Linked DNA regions of Homo sapiens: region 1 is linked to region 2. A link is a loop called in an ENCODE intact Hi-C map of the cell type or tissue named here. Cell type or tissue: heart left ventricle. All regions are shown on one strand. Links, peaks and the distances in the headings refer to the core of each region. The heading gives the core; the rest is flanking DNA. Region 1 holds the start of LOC105372637 (a long non-coding RNA gene). Region 2 holds the start of LOC124904921 (a long non-coding RNA gene).

Region 1 (16,267 bases), core at 3,428-11,427, 160 kb before region 2:
AAATGCCACAGAGCACAGCAGTGATGAGGTCTGCAGAAGGCAGCACATAGCCAGAGGCGGGGCCAGGTGATGGATGGCCCCTGCTTTCAGAAACCCCCCCGGGCCCCACTGCTCCCTGCCCTTGGGCAGGTCGCTCTGGAGTTTAAGAGTCATTAAGAGAAGCAGTTCCTTTTTATAACCAGTTCTCTTTCCTCTCTCAGGTGGTTCTGGAATAAAAACATCATAAAAGCGATGTCAGGTCACAAGGAAGAAGCTGCCTCAGGTGAATCTGGCTTCAGAGATGGGGACCCCTGAAGTGAAGCAGGAAGTGAAGGATGCCTTTAGCTGGATTGAAATGCAGGAGAGGAAAATACTGCACAGGCTGGCCTCCCTGTGCCTGGGGATGAAGAGGTCTCCTTCCCATCCAGGGATACTCAGAGCCCTCATCAGGGTCCCTCAGTGACTCCATCAGGCCTGAAAACATCCTCTGGGATAGACAGAGAATTAAAAAACAGAGATTCATCCAAAGCTCTTTGGAATTTAATAATAAAGGAGATAAACAGGCAAGGGGGGCAGGCGCGGTGGCTCATGCCTGTAATCCCAGCACTTTGGGAGGCCGAGGCAGGAGGATCACTTGAGGCCAGGAGTTTGAGACCAGTCTAAGCAACATGGTGAAACCCCATCTCTACTAAAAACACAAAAATTAGCCAGGTGTGGTGGTGCAGGCCTGTAATCCCAGCTACTTGGAAGTCTGCACCATGAGAATCACTTGAACCCAGGAACTGGAGGTTGTGGTGAGCTGAGATCACGCCACTGCATTCCAGCCTGGGCAAAAGAGTGAGTGAAACTCTATCTCAAAAATAAATAAATAAACAAATAAATAAATAAATAGAATAAACAGCCAAAGTTTCCCGTGTCCTGAGGGCCAGTACGTGGTCGTCATGCCCCCAGGAGGGCAGGCAGCACCGTGCCAGCCATAACATGGGGCACTGCTCCATTGACCAGACATAGAAACAGTGTCCGGCCATGCCACTGTCCGGTGGAAATCCTTGGAGTCTGTTTTCACTTCTTCCTGCTGGAATGGAAGTCCAGGGACACAGCCCAGCTTCCCCCAGGCAGGCATTCTATTCTCCCCCCATTCCTTGTTTTGTTGTTGTTGTTAACATTATGATATGACTACTTGGGAAAGATGACTCACATATGCTTTGTATTTAATTCATTTATTCAGACCTATTTCATTTACATATCCACAATTTTCTGAGCAAAGTATTTGTTTATTTATGCAGTGACTTCTCTGAGCACTAGAGCTGTGAACAGACAGACCTGGCCCAGGCCCTCAGAGGGTGAACGTTCTGGTAAAGGAGGCACAATAAACAAGGAAATAAACAAGATTGGTGAAGAGGGTGAAACTGCTCTACAGGAAATAAACTGGGAATTGAAAGAGCAAAGGGAAGAAAGGCCACAGTGGATGGGGACAGCCTCTCTGAAGAGGTGGGCTTTGAGCTCAAGCTGAGCACTGAGAAGTTTCCAGCCCAGTAACGGCCATCAGGAGATCACGCCAGGTCAAGGGCACAGCAGGTGCCAAGGCCTGGAGGTAGGACTGGGCTGGACAAGTCCAGGGAACAGAGAGGACGCCAGGACTGAGGACGTAGGGAGAGCAGGTTGCAGGGATGCAGGAAGGGGTGGGGGGTGTGGATCAGGCAGAACCTCCTGGGACAGGGTGAGCCCCCTTGGGGTTCACATGGGGAGCAGTGGGAAGTGATTGGAGGAGTTTTTATGGTGGAGGTGCAGCACAGCTGGTGCACATGTCTGGACAGCCACTGACTGGCTGCTGGGAGGGAATGGAGGGAATGAAGGGTCAGGGCAAGCATGGAAACCGTGGGTCCAGGCTGAACCCAGACCTACAAGATGCAAATGTATCTTTCCTGAGCCTCAGGTCCTCATCTGTGATTGAGGGAATCATGAGCCATCCTGAGGCTGTTCTGAGGATGTAATAAGAAGGCGCCCACGGCACAGCCCAGCACATAAGGTCAGTGTCTTTCCATAACGATAACAGGCGAACCTTGACCTTCCCAGACTCATGTCCATGACTCAGGAGATAACTCAGACCAAAATAACGTGCCCTTGGGTTGCCCTATGGGTGTGCTTGTACAGACCCAGCCCATTGATCTGTCCTTCATTCATTCTGTCTCGACTGTTAGGGTTTCTTCAGGTGGTGAGAACGTGGCCCTGGTATTGGGATTGCAAATTCTAATTGACATCTCACCTGGGAACGGCAGGGCAGCTCATTAAAGTGACTCAACCCAGAACACAGCCGTTAGGGAATTTGATGGTGAAGCCTGGGAGCAAACACCTGCCTTGGTAGTTCAACAAGAATCCAGGAAATCATCTTAAAACACAGGCCAGGCACGGTGGCTCACACCTGCAATCCCAGCACTTTGGGAGGCCACGGCAGGCAAATCACGAGGTCAGGAGTTTGAGACCAGCCTGACCAACATGGTGAAACCCCATCTCTACTAAAAAAATACAAAAATTAGCTGAGCATGGTGGCACATGCCTGTAATCCCAGCTACTCAAAAGGCTGAGGCAGGAGAATTGCTTGAACCCAGGAGGCAGAGGTTGCAGTGAGCCGAGATCATACCACTGCACTCCAGCCTGGGCGACAGGAAGAAAAAAAAAAAAAAACACCTTCCTTTGCTCAGGCAATGGCTTGACAATGGCTCCTTTGAGCTCCAACACCCCATTCTGGGTTTAATTGAAACTGACACACCTTGGCAAGGATGTCCAGCGGCATCCATCTGCAGAAGGAATTGAAATGACACCATGAGGCAGCAGACTGACAAATCCTGGATGTGGGGCATCCCACAGAGCAACTGCTCCCAGGAATTCAACAAGCAGTGGCATTAAAAGTAAAATGAAGGAGAGGGGATCACTGTCAACCAAAGAGAAGTTAGAAACTTAACAACCAAATGCCGTGTGGTCCTTGTTGAATTTCTGGAAAAGCAACCAGAAAAAAATATCTGAGCAACACCTGGGGGAATTTGAACATCGGAGATGTTTAGGATATTGCAACTTTGTTAGAAAATGTCCACTTGAGGTCTGGGATTTGCTTTAAAATAATTTGGCAGAAAGAGGGGAAAGAGCTGGAAGGAAGGGGGCAAACCCTGAGAGCTGTTGAACCTGGGTGATGGGTAGATCATGATTCACTATATTCCTCTGGTTGAAATATCTATAGTGGGCCGGGCGCGGCGGCTCACGCCTGTAATCCCAGCACTTTGGGAGGCCGAGGCGGGTGGATCATGAGGTCAGGAGATCGAGACCATCCTGGCTAACACAGTGAAACCCCGTCTCTACTAAAAATACAAAAAAATTAGCCGGGCGTGGTGGTGGGCGCCTGTAGTCCCAGCTACTCGGGTGGCTGAGGCAGGAGAATGGCGTGAACCCGGGAGGCGGAGCTTGCAGTGAGCAGAGATCGCGCCACTGCACTCCAGCCTGGGCGACAGAGTGAGACTCCATCTCAAAAAAAAAAAAAAGAAAAGAAATATCTATAGTGATTGTTTAATTGTGCTCAGTCTATTTTTAAAGATTGGAGTTTTCTTGTGGAAGTGTTGTAGAATATTGCAGAACACAGCCCAGGAATTGTCATTGTATCATTTTTGCTCCCGCCCCTGTAGCCCAGTATGAACAGGGCATTTCACAAGGACGTGAGGCTGGGACTGTAAAATACCAACTCTTTTGCAGATGTGGTTCTCTCTGCAACCCCCAGCCAAGTCCTGGATGCCAGGACGGGATTTCATGTGCATACCATCTGAAGCTACCAGCTTGCTCACTACACAAGTCGACAGACTGACGTGACTCTTTGCAGCACTGAGCACAACAGCCGGGGCCTGTCAACCAGCTCACCAGCAGAGAGCCAGGGGTATTTTCAAGCAGAAATAATGGGCCACTGTGGCTTTTTAAAGAGATATGATTTATCTCTGGGACCGCATCCAGGCTAGAGCTGCTGGAGGACAATGACAGGCTCCTGGGCCAGCGAGGAGGCTTTCATACCTCGGCTTGTCTGCAGACGGAGGACAGCTGGGGCTTCGCAGGCCGAGGCACCCAGGGGTTGCCGTGATCAGCAGGGGGCACAGAGAAGCAGCCAACTCTGCACCCTGAGGAGGGTGGAGATTTAGAGAATTTCATTGGATTTGAACCACATGACGGTTCCTTGGAGGAACTGGGAGTCCAGGTGGAATCTTTGCAGACAGGGTCATGTGGTTTGGTCACCTTCATTACTCAAAAGCAGGAATCTGTGTTTGGGAAGATGTGAATTACGTACTTTTGATTGAAAACAGCTGCACACCCACAATCCCTTTAGCCAGTTAATTGGACCATGACAGGCACTCCAGATGTCTACCCACATGCCCTTTTCTTACCAACAGGACCCCGACGATCACACACTCCCTGGATGGTGCCCAGCTTCCTGGCCGCTCAGCCTGTGTGACACAGCTCTAGCCCAGTGGAGGGGGAGAACAGGCAGCTGCTGGGGATTCTGGGAAAATGTGGTCTTTTATGTAAGCTCTTTCCTGCTCTCACCTCCTCCTTCCTCCTCTCCCATCTGGAGGCAGACAGGAGGCCGAGCGTGGCAGCTCCAGCAACCACAGAAGGCCTCGAGGTAATGGCACCGCTGAAGATGGTGGCAGAAAGGCAGAAGGAGCCAGGCCCAGGGCGATATCCTGCCGCCCCACACCTGCCCTGCCTGGCCCCTTCGCCCCGGACCTGTGAATCTGGAATAAGGCAACTTCCCCCGGAGATGCCACCATGCCTGGGCTTCTGTGGCTTTGAGCTGAAAACAGCCCTGGGTGATGGAGAGAGACAGTAGTGGTCACCCTACCCAGCAACCACCTACCTGCACAGGTATAAATTTCAGGTCAGCTGAATCCCACAAAGCTAAATCCAGAATTTATGAACCTTCTTCCACACCAACCATACCAACCATCCTATTCCTTCAAGATTCTTTGAATGTGTGGCTGGGCTGTCCTATGAGTGCCGTTAGAGGAGGGAACAGGTCTTGCTGCATCCTCCTGCCTCCGCTTCCCCTTCTGTACAACAGAACCTGATTAGCATTTGAGGATTCACCCTCCCCACTCGATCCATGTGTCTAGGGTGAGCTGACCCTGAACCTCAGGTCCCAGGGTGGACACGGGAGCTGGACCTAGCCCAGCCAGCACCACTTGCCCTGGACAGCGATGGGCTCAGTGAACGAAGGACCTAAGCTGACCGTTTAGGGTGACTCTCGTGGCCTTTGTGGGATCCGCTCTTGTCGCTGGATTTGAACCTGAGAGTGTGAGGCTAGAGCTTCGGTGGGCAGCTAGCACCAGGCAGGGGCACCTGGAGGCTGCTGGGCCTCCTCCTGCTGAGGAGCCATGACCATGGCAGTGGGTGGACACGTGGAGGCCAGGGGCTCCAGGGGACAGTGTCCAGGGGTCAGACCCAGCTTGCCTGAAGATCGAGCAGAAGTGGTCAAGCCTATTAATGCACTCTCCGCTGAGCCACCGGAGTCATCAGGTCTTCTGTCACTTGCCCTGAGAGAATCCTGCAGCTATTAGGGCTGAAACTTCACCGGCCCTTGGGAAACCTCCAGCCCGCCCAGAAACCAAGAGAACATTTCCGCCTGCTGAGTTTCCCACCACAGTCGTCCTCCCTGGGCCTCACCCACCTCCATGTGGGGCCATTTCCTTTGGCTGAATTCACTGGACTGTCAGGGAACTGCAGCTGGGGTTGGCTTTGCTTGCTTCTGGGCGGGAGAACACATTTTGGTCTGTTTTAACACCTAAATGACACACATATGCCCTGCGTAATGCAGAAATGGAAAGTTCCTACGTGCAGAGGTCATCACAGGCATCTTTGTTTCTGAGATTTTGCTCAAAGAAAACAAACCCGCAGCCAGAGCCCCTTGCTGGGAGGTCAGACTCTGCTGTCGCAGCTGCTCCGAGGGCTGAAGTGCCTCATCCCTGGCCCAGGTTCCCTCGATGGCCTGGCGGCTCAGTCTCTCCGAAGGGCCTCTCCCCTCCCCCTGCTGACTCCGCTCCCCACCACCAAAGGCTCTGGCCTCCTGCGAACCTTGTTTCTGGGGATTAAAAAGGCCTCGAGGATCTTGCAGCTCTGTCTGCAGAGGCTGAAGGAGCAGCGATGTCAGTGGCTGTTTTGCTAAACTACAACCAGCCACCTCCCTGAAGGGGGTAAAATACTGTGAGCCCCAAGACAAAAGTCCACTCGTGGAGGTTCCAAAAGCAGAGAGGCGAAATGCCTCTGAAACAAACAACCTTCACAAACCACGAGTTGTCAGGTCACAATCACAGGCGGGGCTGGCCAGAGGTGGCTGTTCCTAACAGCCCCTTTGTGTTTCTGTCCGTGAAACAGACTCCATGATGGCCCCATGGCCACTTCTGTGCTTCGTTTCTTCTCTGCTTCCTGGAGGCCCCTGTCCACTTCCTGTCCTTGTGGTTGGGTCCCGTTCCCAATTCCTAGAACCCTGTGCTTTCCCTGGACCAGGGCTTCCCAGCCTTCCAGGGAGTGGGCTATAGAGCAGTGCATTCCTCTCCTTTCTGTATGTCTGAGGTTTTCTGAGCCCTGTAGTTTTTAGCTGCCCAAAGATGACACGTCTCCCCAAACTTGAGGCCTGATCCTCCCACCAAAGACGCTGTGTCCTATTACCTGCTCTCTTTTCATGTTGGCATTTATTATTTTCTGGAATTGTCTTGTTTAGTGACTTATTTACCTCCCTTAGGGTCTGACTCCTCAGACTAAATGTGAGCTCTGTGTGGTCTGAGGCTACATCTGTGTAATTCTCTTGTGTTTCCCTGGAGCCTGCAGTCATAGAGGGTGCCTGATAGGAGCTCAATCAATGTGAGGTGAAGAGATGAATGAAGGAAGGATGGAATGAATGAGTGGGGACCTCTTGGTCACAGTCCCCCTTATTGTTGCTCTTTTTTTCTTGCTACTGCCTCTCTCCAACTTGATGTTTTCTGGACTCAAAACCTTATATGTCTGTCTCGTGTTGTTGAGTACAACTTTCTGCACATGGTGAAAATATTCTGTGTCTGCACTGTCCAATATAGCAGCCGCTAGCCACATGTGACTATGGAGCACTCAAAATGTGGCTAGCGTGACTGAGGAACTGAATTTTTAAAGCTATTTAGTTTTCATTGATATAAACTGAAATAACCCCAGGTGCCCAGTGACTGCCATGGAGGACAGCACAGGTCTTGATCTTCAATGTCATTCTTAGCTGTGGCCTTCAAATCTCATCCTGTTGTCTGCCTACATCTGCTCCATCCAGACTCCCAGCTCTCACCCCACCATCAGCCTGGAGGTCACAACCTCCTGCTAGGCAGGCACCTTATTCACCTTTGGTTTAGGGGCCCACAGGGATTGGACCAGGTCTCAATTTGATTAGAGCACCTGAGGCCATTTCAGTCCAATCTTAGCTCAAAGGTTTCCCAAGAATACAGGACAAATATGAATCTCCTCCCTACAGCCTAGGGCCCCCAACAGGAGACCTCCAAAAGCTCTAAAAGTCACTGAGACAAAAAGGGGGAACTGTCATCTATCGGGCAGCACTTTTTTTTTTTTTTTGAGACAGAGACTCTCTCTGTCGCCAGGCTGGAGTGGAGTGCAGTGGCACGATCTCGGCTCACTGCAACCTCTATCAGGCAGCACTCTTGATCACAAAGGACAGAATACCCACTCAAACTTAAATGAGTGAAAACATGAATATCTTCACTCCAGAAACTTAATGTCCCGGCAGTATTTGACTACAGGCACAGCTGGATCTTGGTGCAAAATGACATCATCAGGAAGGGTTCTCTTCCATTTCTCAGGCTGGCGTCCTCCTGGGTGGGCTCCCTTCTGGGTCACACAGTTCTCATGAGGTGGCAAAGATGCCCCAGCAGATCCTGATCCTCCCATCAGCCCAGCAAGGTCAGTAGAAAAGAGAAGCCTCTTCCCCAATTCCCCAGCAGAGGTCCAGGGACTGACTCAGATCAGACAAGCTGGGCTCACGAACCCACCTCCTGATGCCATCACAGAGTATGTTTGATTGGCTGGGTCTGGGTCACTTGCCAATCTTGGAGCTGGGGAGTTGGGGGATTAAGAGTTGGGGAAGGGGGCACCAGGCACAGTGACTCATGCCTGTAATCCCAGCACTTTGGGAGGCAGAGGTGGGTGAGTTGTTTGAGCCCAGGAGTTTGAGACCAGCCTGGGTAACATGGCGAAACCCAAATTAGCTGGGCATGGTGGTGCACACTTGTAATCCCAGTTACTAGGGAGGCTGGGGTGGGAGGATCGCTTGATCCTGGGAGGTCGAGGCTACAGTGAGCCCTGATCTAGCCACTGCACTCCAGCCTGGGTGACAGAGTAAGACCCTGTCTCAAAAACAAAAAACAAAAAACAAAAAAAAACCATAGTGGAGGAAGGTTGTTTCCCACAAGGGAAGCCCGCTAAGAACTAGGAAAACAGAGAGAAACTATCCAGGTAGGTGAAACCCAGAGATGCCCCTTCAGGGTGTTCAGAAGACCTCAGCCCCAGCCCCATGTGACATGTGCTGCTCTCTTCTGCCTACAGTGTCACGAGAACTGGTTCTGTTCAAGTGGAGCCCTGAAACCCCAGAACGAGTTGACATGTCCCCACCACAGGTGAACGCAGCCCCATGCACCACGTCCATGTCCCAGGAGAACCTGCCAATTGATGGTCTGTGCCGGGGTTGAAGGTCTTGTCTGATTAAAAACTGCTGTCCACTCCTCCACACATTCTAGATTGATCAGTATCATATTCCCAGTGTCCCCAGCCTCGCCACCAAAATAGATTTAACCTAGAAAGAGAAGTGAGCTGCAGAAAATTAATCACTTTTTTATCCTCAAGGGACACCAGCGTGATGAATTTAAGCTTTGACTGGGGAAATTAGAGTCACAGAAATGGCCAAGTAGAGCCTGGAAACGTGAGTTCAGGCGGCCTGTTGTCCACAATGGCATCAAGAGGGTCCAGGAGATTGTGTCATTTCTTCTCCCTTGCCTCAGTTCCCTTATTTGCAGAATGGGGATGATGTGGTAACAGCAGTGCCTACCACTCAGGGCTGTTGCAAGAATTAAGTGAGTGTATATACTCGGCACATAGGAAGAATTAGCTACTATTTATGGAGCCTGAATGGCAATTAAACAACATTAATAACACGCATGCACAAACACATCCGCACACACACACCCACACACTGCAGACTTCCGCCAGGCGGGCCATCACCATGCTCTTCCTTAGCCCATTCCCTGACTTCTACCCAGGCGTGGGCCAGCAACTTAACGTGGTCATTTCTCTTTGCACAACTCTCTGAGTTGGCCAAGCACCTTGACATATGTCACCTTGGTCTTTGAGCCCCAGCAGTCGTGACTGATGGATATTGGAATATAGGTTCATGCCACAAAGGAAAAAAACTTGACCCAGAGAGGAGGCATCTCTCCCAAAGTCAGGTGCCTGGGAACAGCTGAATCAGGACTTGAACCCAGGACTCAGATGCCAGGCTCACCCTAGGAGTCATCAGCATCATGTGCAGCCAGCACCTCTGGGCTGGGTATCGCTGTAGGCTCTGGGGACACAGGTTCGTAAGTCAGGTCGGACACTGATTTTCCTTGGAGCTCACACACAGGTAAGGAGGGGGAGATATGTTCCCCAAGTCAACACATGCTCAAATTCATTTCAGATGGTGATGAGGGATCTTGAGAAGAGGAAATGGGGTGAGATGCTAGGAAGTGCCTTGGTGGAGAGGGCTCCTGGGGACAGGGTGGCCAGGGAAGTGCTCACCCAGGAGGTGGCACCTGGCAGAGCCCTGAAAGGTGAGAAGGGGCAGCCATGCACAGGGCTGGGGACAGCATCCAGGAGGAGAATGGTCAGTCACACAGGGTCCCTGGGTTGGGAATGAACCTGGCTGTTTGTGGCACAGAAGGAAGGTCAGTGAGTCCAGGAGAAGGGGGAGGAGGAGTGGACAGGCCCCTGGCGCCTGCACGTCTGGAAGCCAAGTTTCCAAGCATCTTCCAGGGCAGAGAAAGCTCCCTTCTGAGTAGGAGGGGCTTGCTTCACCAGCAGGAGGGGTGGGAGAGTAGGAGGGAGCCCTCATGTCCCGGCTGCAAGTCCAAGGCTGGAAAACCAGGCGGGCCTCCGTGGAGGCTGCTCCTTCCCCATCGGGCCTCCGCCATCTGGTTGGGGCATCTCAGACTGAGGAGCAGGAAGTGTGACTGTCACAGGCCAACGCCTGCTGACAAATCTCCCAGCCCAGGTGGTGGCCTGTGGTGGGCTTCCCAGTGCAAGTGGAGGCGGCTTTGGCAAGGGGCTTCTCTCCCCTTTCAATTTCCTGCTGGTTCTGCCCACATGAAACTGAGCTGGTTGGCTGGGCTTCCTTTACTCTATTTGGTTATCTTACTCTCTGAATAAAAGATGAAAAGTCAAAACATATGCATAATGCAGAATTATAACACTTGGATTTGTTTAACTTTATCTTTGCCGCTTCTCGAGTGTTCTTGCACCTAAAGCACACCATTGCATAGAAAAAGACATGCTTTGGAGAAAGTGATATGACTCCTGCTTCCAGGAATGAAAGACATTTTTCATTCAGCTGTTGACATGTGTGAGTCTGCGTATGTGTGTATATGTGTGTGTCATGTCTATGTATGAGTACTGACCATGTCTTTTATTTTCAGTATTCTGATGCTCTGACATTTCCAGGCCTTGCCGACCCTGGACAGCGTGCTCTTCCCATGCCTGCCAATTCCTAAGAGACAGGAAACAACTCATCTGGAGCATGTCTTGCAAATGAAAAACAAATCAAGAGCCCACACGCCCCAACCACCTCTTTTATTGGGCTCTCCCTCTCCAGGGCCAGGTACCAGACAACTAGGAACAGCCCCTATGTCCCAGAGCCTGCTGAAGTGACTCACACTCACAACCCTGAGCCTGGTGACTGCCTATCCATTCATTCCTCAATAAAGTCTCTTGCTCATGTCTCACTTCCTCCCTCTTCCTCTTGAAAGGAAGCGTTCCCCATGTGGCCCTGCAGAGCACGGTTCCCGGGTTCCCAGGGTTCCCCATGTGGCCCTGCAGAGCACGGTTCCCGGGTTCCCGGGTTCCCCATGTGGTCCTGCAAAGCACGGTTCCCGGGTTCCCAGGGTTCCCCATGTGGCCCTGCAGAGCACGGTTCCCGGGTTCCCAGGTTCCCCGTGTGGCCCTGCAGAGCACGGTTCCCCGGGTTCCCCGTGTGGCCCTGCAGAGCACGGTTCCCCGGGTTCCCCGTGTGGCCCTGCAGAGCACGGTTCCCCAGGTTCCCCATGTGGCCCTGCAGAGCACGGTTCCCGTGTTCCCGGGTTCCTAGGTTCCCCGTGTGGCCCCGCAGAGCACAGTTCCCGGGTTCCCAGTGTTCCCCATGTGGCCCTGCAGAGCACGGTTCCCGGGTTCCCCGTGCGGACCGCAGAGCACGGTTCCCGGGTTCCCAGGGTTCCCCGTGCGGCCCCGCAGAGCATGCCATGTCTCCCGTTTCTCGGGACCTAGAATGTAATGAATGTCTTCCCGGATGACAGTACTTTCTGTGTCTGGGGGTCTTACCATACCTGATTAAAACAAATCCCTGATGAATAGAGTGAGTCTCTGTATCCCATTCTGCGGGCATGCACACAACAAATACACACATATTCACAGAGTCCCTTATGTGTGCTCAGACATGTGAACTTTGCATCACAAAACCACTGAGTGATGTCAGAGGCGCCATGAATCATAATGGCAGCTCCTGGCCTGGTATCCAAGAGACCTCAACACGCTGCTAAGTCACTGTTCCCCGCTATGAGAACCGGTCACTCTCTTTGAGCCTCCAGTTGAAGGGAACTAAATTAATCTAGGATGACCCATATTGTGCAGCAGCTAATGACCCAGTTCACCTCTGGTTAATTTTCTGCTTCTGGGTGTCCTGGGAACGGGTGGTGTTTACTCCACTTGGGACAAACCTTTATTAATGAGCCGGAGTGTTGGCTGCTCTAGGCTGAGTGTTTTAATAGAAATCGGCCCATGGGCCAGGGCGTGCTGAAGTTGCAGAATATGAATAAGGCCATTTTCTTTACCCTCTCTCCTCTGCCTTGATTTGCATGACTAAGCTTTTATGCCTTTTAAAAAAAAAATGTGTTTGTTTGTTTCTTGATTGTCGCTCCATCTCCTATGGAGGAAACAAATTACTTACTCACCAGGCAGGGACCTCAGTTTGGCAGAAGTCCAGGTCTGTTCCTCCAGCAAAGGGGAGTAAGACAGCCACACTCAACGCTAGTAGGGACAATTCCAGGAGAGCTGACATGGCCCAGGATGTGGGCTAAATGATTACACAGGTCCCCAGCAGACTCCTTAAGAGGGAAAATACTCCCTCTTAAGGAGTCCTAGCAAAGGATAGCAGTTGGGAGAGGACAGAAAAGAGTCCTTCCTTGTAAAATGTGGCTCAAACTAACAAAGAGCTCCAAGGTGTCTCTCAGTGAGGCTATGGGTTTCCTATGGAAAGAGAAGATGTTGCTAATTCTTTGTAGATGTGTGATTCTCGACTCTGTCAGAGTCAATGCCAGGCTTTTAACACAAATACTTTATCACTTTCCCTTTACTCAACTGAAATGAAATTCATAGAAAATATAACCTAGCTACAGGCATTTTCTTAAACAATGTAATTTCCCCAGAGGGATATAAAGAGAAAAAGAAAGGAATTTATAATAAAACAAAACATAGTTCAACATGTAAGTGCCCTAGTGATATGGTTTGGCTGTGTCCCCACCTAAATCTCACGTTGAACTGTAGCTCCCATAATATCCACGTGTCATGGAAGGGAACTGGGGGGAGGTCACTGAATCACGGGGGTGGTTACCTCCATACTTTTCTCGTGACAGTAAATGAGTTCTCAGGATAATCTGATGGTTTTATAAGGGGCTTTTCCCCCACTTCACTCTGCACTTCTCCTTGCTGCCACCATGTGAAGGAGGACAAGCCTGCTTCCCCTTCCGCCTTGATTGTAAGTTTCCTGAGGCATCCCCAGCCCTGCAGAGCTGTGAGTCAGTTAAGCCTCTTTCCTTTATAAATTACCCAGTCTCGGGTGTTTCTTCATAGCAGCCTGAGAAGACTAATACACCTGGCATTACTAAGGTAGACCGTGTAATTATGTCATCAGATGCTTGAACTTGGATGCAGAATCACAGTGAACGAAGTCACAGATGCGGACTGACTACAGCTGTACTGTTCTGGGCAACTCAGACACCACAAGAGGCTCTGCCATTGGTAAGGTGATTTTTTTCAAACAGGTGAGCAACATTGAATAAATCCTGAAAAGAACAGAGTACAATCTTCCCGTAGTTTACACCATGGGAACAGTGTGGTAAAACTCAGTTTAAAACAGTAAAAAAAATAAAATAAAATAAAAATTATTTCTATGTAAAATGGATTTCAGTTCTGGGCTCAGATCATTTCAAGCAGCTTTTTAACCTATGTGAACATCCAACAAGGCATTCAAAATTAGTGCCAATGCATGAAGCAGCAGCAGCAGTGGTGGGCTTCAGAGGATGATCCCAGAGCTAATCCCTTGGGCAGGTGTGGGTGTCCCATGTTTAGGTGATGAAATGCATCCAGAGAGAGAAGACACTCACCCAAGACCTCACAGCCAGAAAGGGCCAGAGCTGAAATAAAATTCTGTGGGACTCTAACCCCAGTGTGGTTTCCTGCCTTTCTTCTAATGTCCCTTGGCAGATCCTACAGCAGCCCAGCAAATCTCACAGTCCCCATTACAAGACTGACCCATTCTGTCTTGGAACCTGAACCTGAACTTGAAGAGGAGGACCACCTTGACCACTGTCTATTAATAGACGGTTGGAGCGGGTGTGGATGCTATCAGACCCTTGCGTGGATCCCCCTTACTGAGCATGTGCAACTATGTTGGTTTTTTGTTTTGAGACAGAGTCTTGCTCTTGTTGCCCAGGCTGGAGTGCAATGGCACAATCTCAGCTCACTGCAACCTCCGCCCCTCCCAGGTTCAAGTGATTCTCCTGCCTCCGACTCCCAAGTATCTGGGATTACAAGTACCCGCCACCATGCCCAGCTAATTTTTTGAATTTTTAATAGAGACGGGGTTTCACCTTGTTGGCCAGGCTGGTCTTGAACTCCTGACTTCAGGTGATCCTCCTGCCTCGGCCTCCCAAAGTGCTGGGATTACAGGCATGAGCCACCGCGCCCGGCCTGCCCCAGCCGTTTTGAGTGGTGTCTGAAAATGGCTCACAGGTGTCCCCCTCCCCAGAGTACTGCCCTAGGCCACATGAGAACTTCCTTGTCCAATAAGCTGCAACCCCCATGCTCATCCTAGGGCAGCCCATAGCCAATGACTAGCATGGAGATGCAAATGCCAGCCCCCTGCCTCAGACTGGGACCTCTGGGGTACAGTTCATGCTCCCGGGCTTTCCATGGGACCAGGCTGAAGTTACTCTCCTTCCTTGCTTAGCTTTTTTTTCCTGACCTATTCTGCACCCTCACTCCCTTCTCTCAGGAGTAGCTTCTCAATAAGTCACATGCATAAGCCATCTGTCATAGGCTCTGCTTCTAGGAAACCTGACCTAATACAGGGTCAAGACAGAAACCAAGAGCCTAGTCAGGAGACTACTGCAATAGTCAGTTGAGAGATGATGATGGCTTGGACCAAAATGGCAACAGTGGAGATGGAGAGAAGGGATTGATGACTTTAGAATATTAGTGACTGTGTTAGGTGCTCTTCCTGTATACCAATAAGCTAAGCCAGGGGTCAGCAAATGACCTTCTACAAGAAGCTCTAAACCCCATCCATAGGAAGGGGCCCTTTTCCAAGCTTGTCCTTCCTAGGGTTCATTCTCTTAGCCTTAGGGAGCCATATATACTTTTTAAAATATTCTACAGTTATTCTTTTATCATAGTTTAATATTTACTTACGTAACATTTTCTCTGTTTAAATCACTGTGTGGTTTTTATCCCCTGATTGGGCCCAGGCTGCTATCCCAAGTGGATGGAACCCAGCAAGAAACAAACTTGATGAAGAATAAATGTAAAGTCTCAGGTTCAGCATTATAGAATGAAATTTAAAAGGTTGAGTTTGGGGATGAGAAACAGTAGCTTAAGAACCAGCACAAGATCCTTTCCAGCTTTAACATTCTATTGTTTATAATATTTCCAATCCTCCCATAAAAATGGCATATTGAAAGATCACTTACTTGGAAATCAAAGAACACAGATTCCAAGCTGGTGTCTGCAATGAACTCTCTGTTTAATCTTGAAAAAAATACTTCCCCTCCCTGAGTCTCAGTTTCCTCACCTGTCAAAGTACACAGTTACACTAGATGTCCCCTGAGATCCTTTCTACTGTGAATTGCCCATGGTTAAGTGAGAGAGGGTATGTATGAAGCAGCATTTCTTGAACTCTAAAGTGCTTAATGATGGTGCTGGATTCTCCCATGATAATCTGTGCCCATTTGGCTAAGTCTGGCACTCACTTTCTCTCACACCCCACACCCAATCCATCAGCATTTTCTGACAGCGCTACCTCCAAAGTAGATTCTTAATCCACTCACTTTTCTGTTCTCTATCACCCCCACGTTTATCCAAGCCCTCATTATCTCTTAGTCGGAAAATTACAATAGCCTCCTTGCTGCAAACAATGTGGTTTAGGCTGGGCATCTACTTTCATTCCATGTGTGTGGAATCCTGGTGCGTGCTAAGCAGAGGGTGCCCATGGGACCTGCCCCAGTAAAAACCCTGGGTGCTAGGTCTCTAAACAGCTCCTGTTTTAGTCTGTTTTGTGTTGCTATAAAAGCATACCTGAATCTGCATAATTTATAAAGAAAAAATATTTGGCTCATGATTCTGATGGCTGGAAGGTTCAAGATTGGACATCTGCATCTGATCAGGGCCTCGAGCTGCTTCCACTCATGGTGGAAGGTGAAGGGGAGCTGGTGTGTGCAGAGATCACACAGCGAGAGAGGAACCAAGAACAAGATGGGGAGGTTCCAGGCTCTTTTTAACAACCAGCTCTCATGGGAACTAACAGAGTGAGAACTCCCTCACCCACAAGGGAGCACATTAATCTATTCATGAGGGATCTGCCACCATGACTCAAACACCCCCCATTAGGCCCCACTTCCAACAGTGGGAATCAAATTGCAGCACGAGGTTTGGAGGGGACAAACATCCACTCCATAGCAGCTCTCCACTCGTGTTAGGTGCCCCTGCTCCC
Region 2 (16,267 bases), core at 6,400-14,399:
ACCTCTGCCTCCCTGGTTCAAGCCATTCTCCTCCCTCAGCCTTCCTCCCGAGTAGCCCGGCTAATTTTTGTATTTTTAGTAAAGACAGAGTTTCACTATGTTGGCCAGCCTTGTCTTGAACTCCTTACCTCAAGTGATCCACCACCTCAGCCTCCCAAAGTGCTGGGATTACAGGTGTGAGCCACCAGGCCGGGCTTCTTCCATTAATTCTTTTTTTTTTTTTTTTTTTTGAGATGAACGTTCACTCTGTCACCCAGACTGGAGTGCAGTGGCTCCCTCTTGGCTCACTGTGATACAGTTCTGATGAGGGGAGGAGGGTTCTTGTCTCATGTCAAATTAGGTAAGATGACACGGACACACATGGAGCGGTTTTAAGGAGCGGAGTGTTTAATAGGCAAGAAGGAAGGGAGAAGGAAGAAGCTCCCTTGTACAGAGGCAGAGGAATGGGGGCTCCAAAGCCGAAAGAGGAGGTCCCCACCTGCCATGGATACCAGCCAGGTATATATACAGAGGCTGGAGGGGGCGGTGTCTGATTTGCATAGGGCTCAGGGGATTGGTTTGACCAGGCATGTCATTCATGGTAGCCCATGAAAAAGCTGGCCCTCCCACCCTAGTCTTTTAATATGCAAATACAGGGCGCCACAATGTTCTACACACGTGGGGATATGTGGGGGCGGCCATGTTGCCAGGAACAGGTCGGGAAAGGGCAAGAAGGCTCGCGACCCAGTTTCTAATGGCTGGCATTTGCATATCAAAGGTTGCCCGCCTGGCTCTAAGAGCCCGGGCTTTACAGAAACTTCCGGAGATGCTTTAACAAACGAAAACTTCCCAAGGACCCCTTTTCCTTTCTATCTGCCTAAAATAATTTCTTAATAACTCCTACCACAACGGCAACCTCTGACTCCCAGGTTCAAGCAAATCTCATGCCTCAGCCTCCCAAGTATCTGGGACTATGGGCGCGTGCCACCACACCCAGCTAATTTTTGTATTTTTTTAGTAGAGACAGGGTTTCACCATGTTGGCCAGGCTGGTCTCGAACTCTTGACCTCAAGTGATCCACCCACCTCGGCCTCCCAAAGTGCTGGGATTACAGGTGTGAGCCACTGCACCTGGCCCCATTCATTCTTTCCCCGCAGGGGCTGCCCATCCTTTCTAGATATGCACCCCCACCATTAGAATAGAATCCAGGTGGCGTCTTTAAAAGAGAAACCAATACTGCCCTGGGCAACTTTACGTTAGGGAAGAATGTTTTGGATTTAAATCAAAGGTTAGTGTTTAGGGTCCCTTCTGCAGGTGGGCAGGGGCCCCAGAGACTAAGGGTGGAGACACTGCTTGGCCCCAGGGTCACCTTTGGGCATCAGGGTCACACAGTGCACACTCCTGCAGGTTTGTGCAGGTTTCTGATGCCCCTTATCTTCCCTCCAAGCCGGTCACTCCCATTTAAAAAAAAAAAAAAAAAGGCACCTACAACCTTCTGGCGATTAGGCCAAATCTTAGAGTCAGCATAACCCTTCTCTTTCTCTTATTCCTCCATATCCCAACCATCTACCAAACCTGCTGGCTTTAGCTTGTGATGATGGCTACCATGCTATCGCCTGGCCACACCGCTCCGAATACGGAGGCCTGGGCGTCCATCATCCCTTCTTGACTGTGGCAATCACCTCCTTGCTGGTCTCCCTACATCGACTCCCTGCATTGATCCTGCACAATCCATGCTCACAGGCAGCCAGAGGGATCCTTTTAAAATATTAAGGCAAAATACATAAAGTCCTCTGTGCCAAACCCCACCCCATCTATCTCAGAATATGACCCAGATGTCTTTGCCATGACCCATGAGGCCCTCCATAACCTCAGCTCGAGCTCTTCTCCTTGTTCCCTCCATGCTGACCCTCCTAGAACACCCCCAGCACACTCCACCACAGGGCCTTTGCACATGCGGGTCCATCTGCCTGGAAACTTCCTCCCCTGGATGTGCACATGGAAGACTCATTTAATTCCTTCAGGCCTCTGATCAAAGGGGGCGCATCTCAGAGAGGACTTCCACATCCCCCAGTCTAAAGTAAACCCTCCAGCCACTTGATATTTCAAGTATATGTGCACACATACACACATATGTCTATGTGACTGTACTTGCGGGGGCAGGCTGTACTTGTTTTTCACTGCCCCTCCCACCCCGCCAGCTCCCCGAGAACAGGGCCTTGGTCTTTTTCATCCACAGTTGCATCGCTGGTGCCTAGAGCATGCCTGGCACGTAGAAGGTGCTCTGAAAAGAGCTGGAGTGTGATTAAACCGTGGAATCTTCTGAGAGTGCTGCCTCCGCAGAGAACTCGGGGAGACAGAAGCTGCCTGGCCCAGGGCATCTGATTCCAGGGCCTGGACTTCTTGTCTGGTGTCCCTCCAGGAAGGTGTCCCTAAGAGAATAAGTTGTACTTTCTCTTCTCAGTACAAAGGATCTTTTTGTAATTCTCTGGCATGGGAACCATTCCAGAAGCCCCAGAGTCACCAAGCTTGGCCACACTGAACACACTTCCTAGAACGAGCCTCAAATGGTTGGGTCTGCCCGTCTCCAGACACCCAGTTCCTGGACAGTCACCGCAGGCAGCTCCCCTGTCCATCAGGACAGAGCTGGACAATCAAGGTGTGGGGCTTGGTGCATCTGAGGGTTCATCTCGGGCCACCCCCGCTCCAGTGAGGAACCTGCAGGCCAAGGAGGGGACGTGACTGGCCACTGAGGGCATTGCAGGCAAAGCCGGCCAGGACCGGCTTTCTCCCAGGCCAGGGCGCTTTCCTGATGGAAGTTTCCGGAAGCCTTCATCCAATTCCATTCGTTCACTCTTCTTGCAAGTCAGCAGGGCAGAGGCAGGGGCAGCAGAGCCCCACTTGGCAAATGAAGAAACTGAGGCACAGCCAAGGTCAGTGACTCACCTTTCTTCAAAGAGCTCATTACTGCGGGGCCCCCAGTGAGTGATTACAGAGTGGGTCCCGAGCCATGGCCTGGGCTGGGTCCTGGTTCTACCACTTTCAAGCTGAGCGAATTGCTCACCCCTGTGTGCCTCGTTTTCTCACCTGCAGAACAGGTAATAAGCATAATTGACCCGTGGCTTTTACGAGCACAGTGAAACCCAGGCATCAGCAATGGGAGGAGCCCAGCCCTGGAGGCAGATGCCAGTTCCACCCCACCCGGCCCTCCGCCCACCAGCTCCCAGGCTCCCCTACCCCTCTGCAGATGGAGGTAGCGGCAGTGCCTCCCACACAGGGCAGTTGCGAGAATTCACGATGGTGTTTTGTTGATTCGATGTGTTTTCGACGCTTCTTGTTTCGTTTTGTAAATCAACTAGAGCAGTGCCTCCACACGGCAAGCTCGATGTAAGTATTTGTTAAATAAAAATATAGAGAATGCATGTAAGGTGCTTAGACCAGTGTCTGATGTGAGTGATGCTTGGTGAGTTTCAGCTGCTCTGACTTTTAGTGACAAGGACCAGAGCGTGAGTCGTCCTGACCCCCCTACTTCCCTTCCGTCCATGGTAACCCCCAGGCCACATCTCAGGCTCTCAGGGTCGCCCAGACACCGTTTCTCCTTGGAGGTCGCCTTGCTCTCTCTGCTCCCATATCCCACTGTCTGCCTCCTCCAGACACTCTGTCTCCCACACATGCGCACACTCTCACGCCCAACATACACACTCTCACACACACATACATACATTCTTACACACAGGCTCACACACTCATACAGTCTCACACATACACACACAGACTCATACACACACACACATACACACAGGCTCATGCTCACATATACAGGCTCACACACATACACAGGTTCACATACACCTACACTTACACACATTCACGCACACATACACGCACACAGGCCCCAACACACCTACACTCACACATACATTCACACACACATGCATACATACACACAGGCTCATACACTCACATACACACATACACACATTCACACATGTACAGACTCACATACACCCTCACTCTCACGCACACAGTCACATACACATTCATAGGCGCACATATACACACACTGTCACCCTCTCACACGCACACGTGTCCCCTGAGACACGTGCTACCCACCGCGTCCTCCCTGAAGCTCCCCCCCCTCCCTGCTGCCCAGATGCCCAGCTTGGGGGCTGCCTGCACTGCCAGGACTCAGCTGACGCCCTGGCCCGGGGAAGCTACTGGGACTCGCCCCTCTGCTGAGACAAAACGGGCTGCACAGGCTCCTCATGGTCTCCCTGCCCCACCCACTCCTGGCTTTGTGCCCTTCCCAGCAGCCATAACCAACCCCAGCCGTCTGCTCAGGCCTCTGGTGCCTCCCCAAACCCAACCCAGAGACGCTGGCAGTGCTGTCACCCTGTCACCAGGCACTCAAGGCAGTGTACAACTGCCCCCAGGCAGGCTGGACTCTGGTCTCAGTCAGAACCCGGAGAAAAGGCCACAGACTCCACGGGGCAATGGAAAGAAACGGATGGACCAGTGCTAAAAGGCTAAAAGGCGACCAGCTCCCACAGTGCGGCCTGAGCCGTGGAAGGACAAGGGCCACAGTCACACCCATAATCCTCCTTCTCTCTGCTGGAACACCTGGTTGGCCGGAGTCACCCGAGGGGCTTCGGGAGTGCCGTGGAGGAGGAAGCTGCGGTCCACTCTGCTCTTGCACTGGCTCAGCACAGACCATGGGCTCTTCTGAGACAGCACCAGGCCAGGCTCAGAGAGGGCCAGGACTCTGTTCCCACAAAGCACCGGGGCTGGTGGGGGACCCACCTGTCAACAGTCAATAGCAGAGCACCAGCATGAAATAATCCTGGAGTGGGGGTGGCCCCAGCAGGAAGCCCTCAGCTCCCACTGGGAGTGTGTTGCAGGGGGTGGTCGGGGACTCAGGTGGGGTGGGGGGGGTGGTGTTGGAGTCAGGCCTCCGAGCATGAGCAGGACATTGAAAAGAAAGGAGGGAAGAGGGGTGGGGTGGGAACAAAGCCAGAGCCAAGAACGTACTTAGTGGGAGCGAGAAGGCGGCTTTGGTGGATAGAGTGGACAGGGAGAAGTGAGAACCAGGTTAGAGAGGGGCTGGAACCCAGAGGGCAGAGGCCTGAGATGCCCATGGCAGAGCGTGCACTATGTCCCCTTGATTTAGGCATTGCCTGCCACCTGTCTCATGGAGGGCAGCCTGGGATGGCATTGAACACTTTAAAGATCAATTTATTTTTTAACTATATAAATTTATTTCAACAGCAAACTTTATATGCTTAAGTTTATTGGAAAACATTAAGTAGAAACCAAAGCAACATCATCAATTGCAGGTAGGTACATACGACGGCCTACCAAAGACACTAGGCCCAAGGCTGGCTCTTTCTTGGTTCCAGATGGAGATGAACAGTGTTGGAAAGGTGTTAAGATTATTAGCACCAAACTGGGACTCTTCTCCTTGAGACAATGGACTGGCTTTCTAACCATGTGTCTCCATGTTATGGCAAGAAGATCTGAGTCACCCAGTGTCACCTGTCATCATCCCCAGGGGAGCAGATGCTGTTCGTGCCCTCCACATAGCCCTGGAACCCTCCAGCAGGCTCAGAGCCACTTCTAACTGCCAATATCTTCTTCTTTTTGCCTGCAGGCTTTTGTCCATGACCTCAGCAGTCCACTCTACCCACACCTGTGGCAGGTGGGAGGTGCCAGGGGATTAACACTCACCTCCAACAACCCCCAAGTAATAACTCATAGGAGTTGGTGTATAAATACCGCCTGTCCCTCGCTCCTGGGATTCCTCTATTGTGTGTGATTTCTCCATGGGACTGAACTCCAGCTGTCCTCTGCACCAGCTGGCTGAATACTACGCCCTGAATTGGCCTCCTCCCTTTCCTGTTGCGCTTCCTAAAGCCCTGCCAGAGCTTCCTGAGGTCACCTCTCAAATAAACTACTTGCTCTCAAATTCTTGTCTCGGAATCTGCACCTGGGACAACCCAAACTAAGGCATCAACCATCAGTGACATCTGTCCCACCCACCCTCAAGGTCAGACCCCAAACCTGAGAGACTCAGTCCAAAGAGACCCAGAAGACAGCTTGGCCCTTATAACTAGATGAGAAATCAACCCAGAAGAAGCCTGCATGGCAATTTATAATGGGAGGGGTTGGATTTTTCTGTGAAATATTTTCATATGGCATTGATTGCTGACAGTGAAACTAGAATGAAATCAATCAGATCTGCAGTTGGAAAAGCTCACTCTGGCTCCTGTCGTGAAACGTGGATGTGGGCGGTGCCCTGGTCTGCACAGGGAGCTGGGTCGGGTACCACTGCAGTTGTCAGAGGTGACTGGAGGGGTGGCCGCCCTTGGCAGGTATTTAGGAAGGACAATCACAAGGAATTTGAAATGGATTAAGCCAGGGAAGGAGATTGAGGAGGAGGTGATTTCTGACTTATAATGGATAGAAGTGGCAGTCACTCCAAAGGCAAACACAGCAGGAGGAGCAGGTTTGGGAAGGAAGGTCAGGAGTTCAGACCCAGGCACACTGGCTTGAGTTGCCTTCAAAACATCCAGGTGGAGATGTCAAGATGTCTGTTGGATAAATGAGACCGGAACTCAGAGGAGAGGCAAGAACAACAGTGACCATCGCCCTGCAGACATAAATGAGGGAAAGGGTGTGGATTTTAAGAGTCGTGTATGTATGTTTCTTTTTTCTTTTTTTATTTTTATTTACTTGTTTATCTTTTGAGACAGGGTCTCACTCTGTCGCCCAGGCTGGAGCACAGTGGCACAATCATGGCTCACTGCAGCCTTGACCTCCTGGGCTCAAGCGATCCTCCCAGCTCAGCCTCCCAAGTGGCTGGAACTACAGGCACGTGCACCCATACCCAGTTAACCTATGGTTTTGTTTTGCTTTTGGCAGAGACAGGGTTTTGCCATGTTGCCCATGCTCAAACTCCTGAGCTCAAGTGATCCACCGGCCTTGGCCTCCTCCCAAAGTGCTGGGATTACAGGTGTGAGCCACCAGGCCCAGCCATGTTTCTTAAAAAAAAAAAAAAGTTTAATTTTAAAGAAGTTTATTATTTCATTTCTATGGACATGGAAAAAAATGTTGAGTTATGATACAATATACAAACATAAAATTTACCATCTTAAACATTCATTTATAGACACTTGAGTTGCTTTCACCTTTTGGCTATTGTGAATAACGCTGCTATGAGCATGGGAGACAAATCTCTCTTCAAGTCCCTGTTTTTCAGTTCTTCGGGGTACATACCTAGAAGCGGGATGGCTGGATCATATGGTGATTCTATGTTCAATTTTTTGAGGAACTGCCATATTGTTTTCCACAGTGGCTGCACCCAAAGGTTTTACGTTCCCACCAACAGTGTACAAGAGTTCTAATTTCCCCATAGCCTCACCAACACTTGTGATTTTCTGGTTTTTGACAGTAGCCATCGTAAAGGGTGTAAGTTGGTCTGGCCAAGGTTTTTGAACTACAGATGTCACAAAGATACAGAGCAAGAAAAGGACTTATGCAACATCATAATAAGCCAGGGAGATGTTCTGGTCATACCTACATCATTATCAACCTCATGAACTTGGATCAGTTGGGGGTGCTCTTGGCTACAAGTAGCAATGTTATGAAAGCATTTGCTGTCTTGTTAATAAGAACTCCCTGGGCTGGTCTTTTCTGCTCAGTCAGGCTCAGCCGATTGGTGACAGTGACATTGCCCTTCCTGGCCATACGTTGACTCTTCAATGCCATGCATATGTGCGCTCAGGACCACACATAGAGCAGCAGGAAGGGGGCATGAGGCAGGCCCCCTCCTTCCAAGATTCTGGCCTTTTTAACAGGAAGAAAGTGACTTCCCCAAAACCCAGCAAATACTTCCTGACATCTCATTGGCAAGAAGCAGTCAAGTGCCCACGCATATGACTGGCGCAGGGTAAGCGGTGCTAGTTAAAGCAGGGATGGCTGGGCCCCACCCACAGAGTTTCCGATTCAGTGGGACTGGGATGGGGCCCAAGATTTGGCATTTCTAACAAGTTCCCCGGTGATGCAGATGCTGCCAGTCCAGGGACAACACTTCGAGGACCACTGGCTTCAGTGATCTTGAGCTGGGTACGTGACCACCCAAACCAATCAAAGGGAAAAAGGAGGTAGGTGGTGGAAAATACAAGACTTTCTGTCACAAACTCTGTGGAGCTCACTTGTATCTTTTTTGCTCACTAGACTCTAGGCCCCCTGGGAGCAAGGGGTCACGAAAGTCACCTTTTTGGGCCTTGGGGTCTTGATACAGTTACTGTGACTTGGTGGCAACTTTAAACAGATTTTTCAAATGAGTGGATAAATGAACATGTCACCAAAGATGTCCAAGGCTGCTGCACCCTCAAGTCACCTTGATCAAAACACCCTCCTGGAACCCATGCAGGCAGCCTCCAAAACACAAAGCAGGCTGGGCACAGTGGCTCATACCTGTAATCCCAGCACTTTGGGAGGCCGAGGTGGGCAAATCACGAGGTCAGGAGTTTGAGACCAGCCTGGCCAACGGGGTGAAACCCCATCTCTACTAAAAATACAAAAAATTAGCTGGGCGTGGTGGCAGGCGCCTGTAATCCCAGCTACTCAGGAGGCTGAGGCAGGAGAATCACTTGAACCCAGGAGGCGGAGGTTGCAGTCAGCCGAGATCGCACCACTGCACTCCAGCCCGGGCGACAAAGCAAGACTCAAAAAAAAAAAAAAAAAAAAAAAAAAACAACAACAACAAAAAAAAAAAAAACACAAAACACAAAGCAGCCCCTTCTCTACCAGGACAGCAGCTCCCCTACAAAGCAGCTCAGGTGTCTTCCCTGTCAGCCTGTCCTCCCGGGGAGGCTGGCTCCCTGCTCTGCAGTGACACTGCAGGGTCAGAACTCAGCCTGTGGATAACCCAAGAACAATGCCTGTTTGGGGGTCTTCACCGCTGACACAGAGAGCCTGTGGCCATCCATCCCAAATAGTGTCTGTTAGTTGCCCACTGGGATGTGGTCCCTTGTTGAAGTCAAAGAAACAAGCCCTTAATTCACTAATCGCCTAAACAGACACCACCGGCTGAGAACTCCAATAGCCAGGCGTGTGATGCCTTATGACCCTGAGTGAATGCAGCTGCAAACAGCCAGTACCTGTTACATATTCCTTAGCCACAGGGGAAACTTCTGGAAGGTTGCTAGCATGGAATATGATTAATGAAGAAGAAAATGCCTTATCCTTCTGTTCTACATTCACACTCACATGTGATCCACGCAGTGGTCCTGAAAGGATCCAAGGCTGGGGGAGATCTGGGAGTCCGTTTACCGACAAGGATCTGCTACTCAGAGCTGACGTCCCATATATGTGCAGTGAATATTCAATCAGCAGTAGCTGTGATACTCATAAATCACTCGCTCTGAGGTGAAGGGGAACCGACTAGGATAAGCCAGGCTCACCCCAGAGGCCTCTGCTGCAAGCCTGGTTGGCAGCCCAGCCCTTGTGGGTACCAGGACCTGCCAGAGCCACAGACGACCGGATATAAGCACAAATTGATGAGTCACCCAAGAGCCATCGCAGGGTGAGGACAGACCTGGGTGCCAAGTGGGCAGCGATTCCATCAAGTCCTGGCAGAGGACCAGGCTGTGACGGACAGAAGACACTGCTCAGGTCAGACTCACGTGGCAAGGCAAGGTCTTGCTGGAAGGCAGGCAAGGAAATGCTCCAGCAGGAGCCCAGCAGAGACCGGCCCTGGGTGCTGATCAGGACCAAGCTGGCCCCAGCCTCTGTCCAGGGTTGTACAGGGCTCAGGGAGCTGCGCCAAGGTGGAACAAGAGTAGAGGCCGGGGGCGGTGGCTCACGCCTGTAACCCCAGTACTTTGGGAGGCCGAGGTGGGCAGATCACTTGAGGTCAGGAGTTTGAGACCAGCCTGGCCAACATGGCGAAACCCCATCTCTACTAAAAATACAAAAATTAGCTGGGCGTGGTGGCGTGTGCCTGTAATCCCAGCTACTTGGGAGGCTGAGGCAGAATTGCTTGAACCAGGAAGTCGGAGGTTGCAGGGAGCCGAGATCACACCCCTGCACTCCACCCTGGGCGACAGAGCAAGACTCCATCTCAAAAATAAATAAATAAATAAAAGAGTCAAAGCCCTGGGTCCTCTTCTCCCCTGTGTTAGCCTTACTATGTGTTCTTGGGGGTGGTGCTTCACTCCTCTGGAACAGTGAGCCTCACATACCTGACTCTGGGCCATGCAGGGGCCAGGCTGGGCCTCCTCACACCCACTGACTCCCTGCTAGCAACCCCAGTTCCCATCTCCCATCCCCCCACCCTAACTTCCAGGGCAGATAGGATGTATGCACTGGGGAGTGGACACAGTGCTCTCTCCAGCCAGGTGGAAATGGGACCAGCACCTCCCTCGTCACCCCCTCCCCAGACACTGTCCACAGCCCAGATGGGCTTTCATGCACCTCGGCAGCCGGCCTCCCACCCTCTCCCCACCACCGCAACCAAAACTGCTTCTGTGGATGCCTACTGGCATGTTTTGAAGTTACCTACACATTTATTTCAGGGTCAACTAGTCCTGAGCACCTCTGGGGAAACCTTATACCACTCTCCTTTTCCCCCAGGACTCCCCAGGGAGCGGGAGTTCTCAGCCCTGGCGCAGGCTGGAGCCACCTAGGCAGCTTTGAAAACCACCCATGCCCGTAAGGGATGGAACTGGGATGCTGAAAATGTTCCAAAACCAGATGACAGTAATGGTTGCACAACTTGGGACATTTAAAAATCATTCAATGGTACACTTAAGATGGGTGAATTTTATGGTATGCAAATTATACCTCAATAAACTTGTTTTTAAAAAAAAAAATACCCAGGCCTGGATCTATCACTGAACCATTAAATCAGAATCTCTGATTTGGGGCCTGGGCTGAGATTCCTGCTCTGGTGTCACCGTGGGGACATCTCTTTCCACTGTCACCATCACTCATTCACCCTGGGAGAAGAGGAGTGACCCCCCGCCCCCCCCGCCGCCCCAACTCATTGATGGGCATATCCATTTCCTAGAGCAGTTATAACAATAACCATGAACTGGGTGACTCAGAACAGCAGTAATTGACTCTCTCATAGTTCCGGAGGCCAGAAGTCCAAAATCAAGGTGCCAGCAGGGCCACACTCCTCCAAAGGCTCCAGGGAGGGTCTTTCCAGCTGCTGGTGGCTGCCAGAAGCATCACTCTGATCTCTGTCTCCTCCTTCACATGAACTTCTTCCCTGTATCTCTACGTCCCCACTCTCTCTGTCTCTTTTTTTTTTTTTTTTTTTTTTGTGAGAGAGTCCCGTTCTGTCACCCAAGCTGGAGTGCAATGGCGCAATCTTGGCTCACTGCAATCTCTGCCTCCTGGATTCAAGTGATTCTCCTGCCTCAGCCTCCCTAGTAGCTGGGATTACAGGTGCACACCACCAAGCCCAGCTACTTTTTATATTTTTAATAGAGGTGGGATTTCACCATGTTGGCCAGGCTGGTCTCAAACTCCTGACCTCAAGTGATCCACCCATCTTGGTCTCCCAAGTGTTGGGTTTACAGGCATGAGCGACCATGCCTGGCCCCCACTTTCTCTTCTTAGAAGGATACCAATCATTGGATTAGGGTCCACCCTAATCTAAGTATTACACCCTCATCTTAACTATCTGCAGCTGCAAGGTCCCCAATTCCACATAAGGTCACATTCTGAGTTTCTGGATTGGCATGAATTGGGGCGGGGGGACACCGTTCCACCCAGTACAGTAGAAATGCTAGCTGAGTCAACTGCATTAAAGCCGGTCATCCCATTACCTATATTACATACACACTTTCCTGGGTAGACTACCTTATTTATTTCCAGTTAAATGCAATTTTTATCGTCAAAATTTCCAAGACTTCTGTTAGTTTCCTAACTGGAGTGTAGTGGTGCGATCTCAGCTCACTGCAACCTCTGACTCCCGGGTTCAAGCAATTCTCGTGCCTCAGCTTCCCGAGTACCTGGGACCACAGGCATGTGCCACCACACCCAGCTAATTTTGTATTTTTAGTAGAGATGGGGTTTCATCATGTTGGCCATGTTGGCCAAGCTGGTCTTGAACTCCTGACCCCAGACAATCTGCCCACCTCGGCCTCCCAAAGTGCTGGGATTATAGGCGTGAGCCACCACGCCCAGTCCTAACTCATTTTTTTTTTATTGCAGCTTTAGCTGAAAAGCATCTTTACCTACATGCCCCTGCATATGGACATCCAGTACCAAATATTCTCTTTTTAAAAATGTACAGGCTGCTGGGTATGGTGGCTCATGCCTATAATCCCAGTACTTTGGGAGGCCAAGGCAGAAGGACTGCTTGAGCCCAGGAGTTCGAGACCAGCCTGGGCAACGTAGTGAGACCTCATCTCTACAAAAAAATCAAAAAAATAGCCAGGCGTGGTGGCATGCACCTGTGGTCCCAGAAACTCAGGAGGCTGACGTGAGAGGATCATCTGAGCCCAGAAGGTCGAGGCTGCAGTGAGCCATGATTGCACCACTACACTCCAGCCCGGGCAACAGAGCAAGACCTTGCCAAAAAGAAAAAAAAAGTACAGGCCAGTAATAAGGTAAAATTCACAACAGAGTCTACCTACCAGAGTGGAGTGGGAGGGAATCCGCAGAGTCAGACCTTTGCCAGCGGATTCACTCTCATTTAGCAGAGGGAAGTCTCTGTTTGTCCTCTTCTCTCCAGGTTCCCTGCCTCGGCTCCTGTGTGAGCTTCCAAGGGCTGGTCTCAGGGGTGAGAATCAAAATGTCTAACCACAGGCCCTGACTCATCAGCCCAGATGCCTGCTGTAAACAACCAGAGCTTTTTCCAGGCAAATGTTGACCTAGCTGGTCTCACACAGGGCAGCATCAGCACTTCCAAGAAGTTCTCCCAGGGGCATTGTGCTTGGAGACAGTTTCTGTGTGAGCCTGTGAACAGCCAGTGGTGCTTAAAATCATGGGCCTCTGGCCAGCCTATTCAACATTAATCGTAAGTGCTTATGAAAGGTTGGCGTTAGATGCCAGATTCTGTTCTACGCTCTTGGTATATAAGCTCATTAATAACTCGCAACAGTCCTAGAAGGTGGAGAGATGATTGTCATTGTCCCTATTTGGCAGGTGAGTTTAAGGAACACAGGCCCACAGTAACACACAGTTGGTGCGTGGTAGCACTGGGATTGAAGCTGTGTGGATTTATCTCTAAAAACTAGGGTCCAGTCCCTCCATTTTACCACCTCTTCTGTTTGAAAACATCACATATGGGATATTCATTCCTTCATTTAACAAATATCTGTCGAGTGTCTACTCCATGCAAGACAGTGTTCTGGGCACTGCAGCTACAACAGTGAACAAATGGCCACGGCCCCTGCTCTCCTGCAGGTAGTGTGGGTGGGGAGTGGGGAGGGGGACATAGACCGCAGTCACAGACAGAAAATAAAACCAGAATTTCAGATAGTGGTATGTCATAGGAAGACGCTAAAATGGGGAGGGAGGATAGAGTGATTGGGAAGCATTTTTAGGTGAAACAGACAGGGACAAACTCTCCCAAGGGGTGACATTATGCTGAAACCCAAGTAATGAGAAAGAGTTTTTGGAGCACAATCTGGGGAGAGAGATGCCAGGGAGAGGCCACAGAAAGTGCAAAGGCCCTGAGGCAGGAAAAGGCTTGAGGAACAAAGTGAAAGATACCTTTGTGTCTCTGTGAGCAAGGGAGTGATTACGGAATTACTGTTCCTTTCCTTTGGTGTGATAATAATAGGGAGGTCACCTGGGAAAACAACTGATTCTTAGGAGATGCCTGCCCAAGTCCTGAGGGGTAATGTGTCATCATGTCTGCAACCACCTCTCAAATGTTTCTGCAACTTATAAAGCACACATGGCAAAATATTAGCAACTGTTGATTCTAGGTGGAGAGTATAAGTGTGTCCACTGTACTATTCTTTCAACTTTTCCATGTGAAATTGTCATAATAAAAATGGAAGCAAGACAGCAGCGAAAGATGTTGGAGTGCCAGGCAGGAGCAGGATCGCGTCTCCATCTAAGAGGAGGAGATTTTAGGCTGAAGAGTGGCGTGATCTGGTTTCCTTTGGCATCATTGCCTCAACTGCCCTGGATTTCAAAGTCTGGCTTTGCAGACCATGAAGGAGTATCTCTCTCAGGAGCACAAGACAGCATGTTTCCAATTCTGATTTAGTGAACACTCATTGTGTACCTTCCAGCCAGGCGTTGTGTGTGCGTTTTACCTTTATCAATCTCACTTAATCCACATGACAGCCAGCAATGTCCTCGATATTATCCTCATTCTTAAGATGAAACTGAGGCCCGGGAAGATCAGCCAAGGAGGGGCCAGACAGTGGAGGCAGAGCCTAGGTTCGTTAGAAACCTCAGCCCTGGGGGGGCCCTAAGTCATCATTCCACTTTTACTAAATCACCATCAACATTCATCATAATTGATTAATTAATTATGATCAAAGCTTAAAGGTGATTTTTCTGAAATACGATTGCAAAACTAGATGCACTGTTCCAGAGAGAGCCCTAAAGTGAATTGCACTAATGGTCAAATGGATCCTGCTTTTCCCCCTGAGAAAACTATCATCCAACAGAGTTCCAAGCACTCTCCCTTGTCCACAGAGATCTGCAGCTGTGCTGCCTGGGGCCACATTACTCATTTTAATATTCAATTGCACATTTGCTGATGCTGTCTGTGTGCCTGGATTTCATCACATCACAAAATATGTGGAACCCACATCTTTAATCTTTCTTGCCTGCTTATCCAAAGGAAAACCACTAGTGTGGTAAGCAACTAGACAAATTGTCCTGTTATCTGCGTTCTTAGAACAGTATCTTAACTGGAGGCAGCCCTACTGTCTTTCACTGGTAAGAATTCAGAATAAACATCATCATTCTTTGAAATCACTCATAAGCAGCCCCCAGGAGACTGCAATTATACCCGTTTATAATTCTCCTCCCTCCCAAACTAACCCTTGATTCATAAATGTGCACTTTTCGGCGTCAGGCGTTAGAATAAATTAGACTATACAATTATGTATAATTAAAGGGGAAAATGGGTACCGTGCTGCAAAGATTAGCCGTGTTTTGCTGAAGTAAAGCATGTCTGTGTCAGCGTGCTGGCCCAGGGAGGCAGCATGAAATACAATTAATGTTCTTCTTACTTAATGGGGGTTTATGGTACTGTTTTTCATTATCACAGTATCTCAAGAAATATAAACAGTTTTTCTCTAACGCAATTGCATTTCTACTGACAACACAGCTTGGGTCTAAATGAAAATTCAGCAGAATTAACCACAGGTTTATATTGTTATGGATGATCCTGGAATCTGTATTTTAAAAGCCATGCAAAACTGTGTGCACTCAGGAGCCGAGAAGTTTGATCTCAACCTCCTGAGAGTGGTTCTGCAGCCTCTTCTGCTCTTGTAGAAGCAACTTACAGCCAAACTTGTGTGCATTATTAAAGCCACCTGTGCCCCAGTACTACGGCTAGCATTCCCAAGCCTCCCGTCTGCAGCCATGTTCCTTCTTCTAACGTTTCTCCTTTACACGCCAATTTGTTTGAGACATGTTAAAAGCTTGACTTTTACAACCCTCATAAAATCCCATCGACTCCAACCCAAATCCAGCCAGAAGTGCTCGGACAATCAGATTGAGTTTCAACCACTTGATGGAGATAAAGAAACACATAGCAAGAATGATTTTTTTTATTGTTATATATGAGTCAAGGGAATAAAACAGCAACTCCGGCCTTGCAAGGGAGATAGAACCGGATGGCTGTTCTGCACAAAAGGGCTGCCAAAGAATCTGCAGAGGGAAGAAACGAGGCATGGAGGCGTCAAGAGAAAGGTCCCCCTGAGGTTAAATCAACAATGCTGGGGAGAATGGGGCGGCATGAGGAGCTTGAAAAGCTTGATTGTCCAGCTAGGATGGTCAGGATCATACCAAGAGATGTCATGGGGGATGAGGGATGTGGGAGGAGAAAAGCTGTCTCCGTGTGGGTGGAGGCGGCAGGGGCTGGAGTATCAGGAGGCCGTGGGGGTGCCCAGGATTCTGCTGAGCCCCACCGAGGCCCGGCTGAGTGACTTCCCAGGCTGGGGGACATGTGAGCCCTCGGGGCCCCTCATGTATCCCAGGCAGACACTGAGCTCCAAGCTCCGTAACGGGGCCTGCGGTCCCCACCGGCCTGGAAGGACCTGGAAAACAGGCTGAGGCCTTGAACCCAGAGGACCAGGGA

What was found. Peaks named below come from ENCODE experiments on the same cell type or tissue, not always from the same donor. Only the 100,000 strongest peaks of a DNase experiment are listed, where the experiment ranks them.
Region 1: it touches region 2 in a loop (2.0-fold over the local background); 3 of 110 quality-filtered maps call a loop at or near these places.

The regions. Positions count from the first base shown.
Region 1 is chr20:47,946,267-47,962,533 of GRCh38, reverse strand. LOC105372637 (a long non-coding RNA gene) reads right to left here and starts at 11,724. Exons shown (of 7, transcript XR_936793.2): 1 at 11,610-11,724; 2 at 10,689-10,777; 3 at 8,700-8,833; 4 at 5,681-5,794; 5 at 4,871-5,546; 6 at 4,398-4,513; 7 at 3,484-4,271. RefSeq lists enhancers at 9,625-10,125, 10,738-11,297. In heart left ventricle, for the core only: no CTCF peak of the experiment used is centred there; no DNase peak of the experiment used is centred there.
Region 2 is chr20:47,788,815-47,805,081 of GRCh38, reverse strand. LOC124904921 (a long non-coding RNA gene) reads left to right here and starts at 7,833. Exons shown (of 3, transcript XR_007067619.1): 1 at 7,833-7,924; 2 at 8,042-8,138. It overlaps LOC107985401 (a long non-coding RNA gene), which reads right to left and starts at 12,947. Exons shown (of 2, transcript XR_001754648.3): 1 at 12,630-12,947; 2 at 5,211-6,625. RefSeq lists enhancers at 1-633, 634-1,588, 4,236-4,855. In heart left ventricle, for the core only: no CTCF peak of the experiment used is centred there; a DNase peak (open chromatin) is centred at 9,613.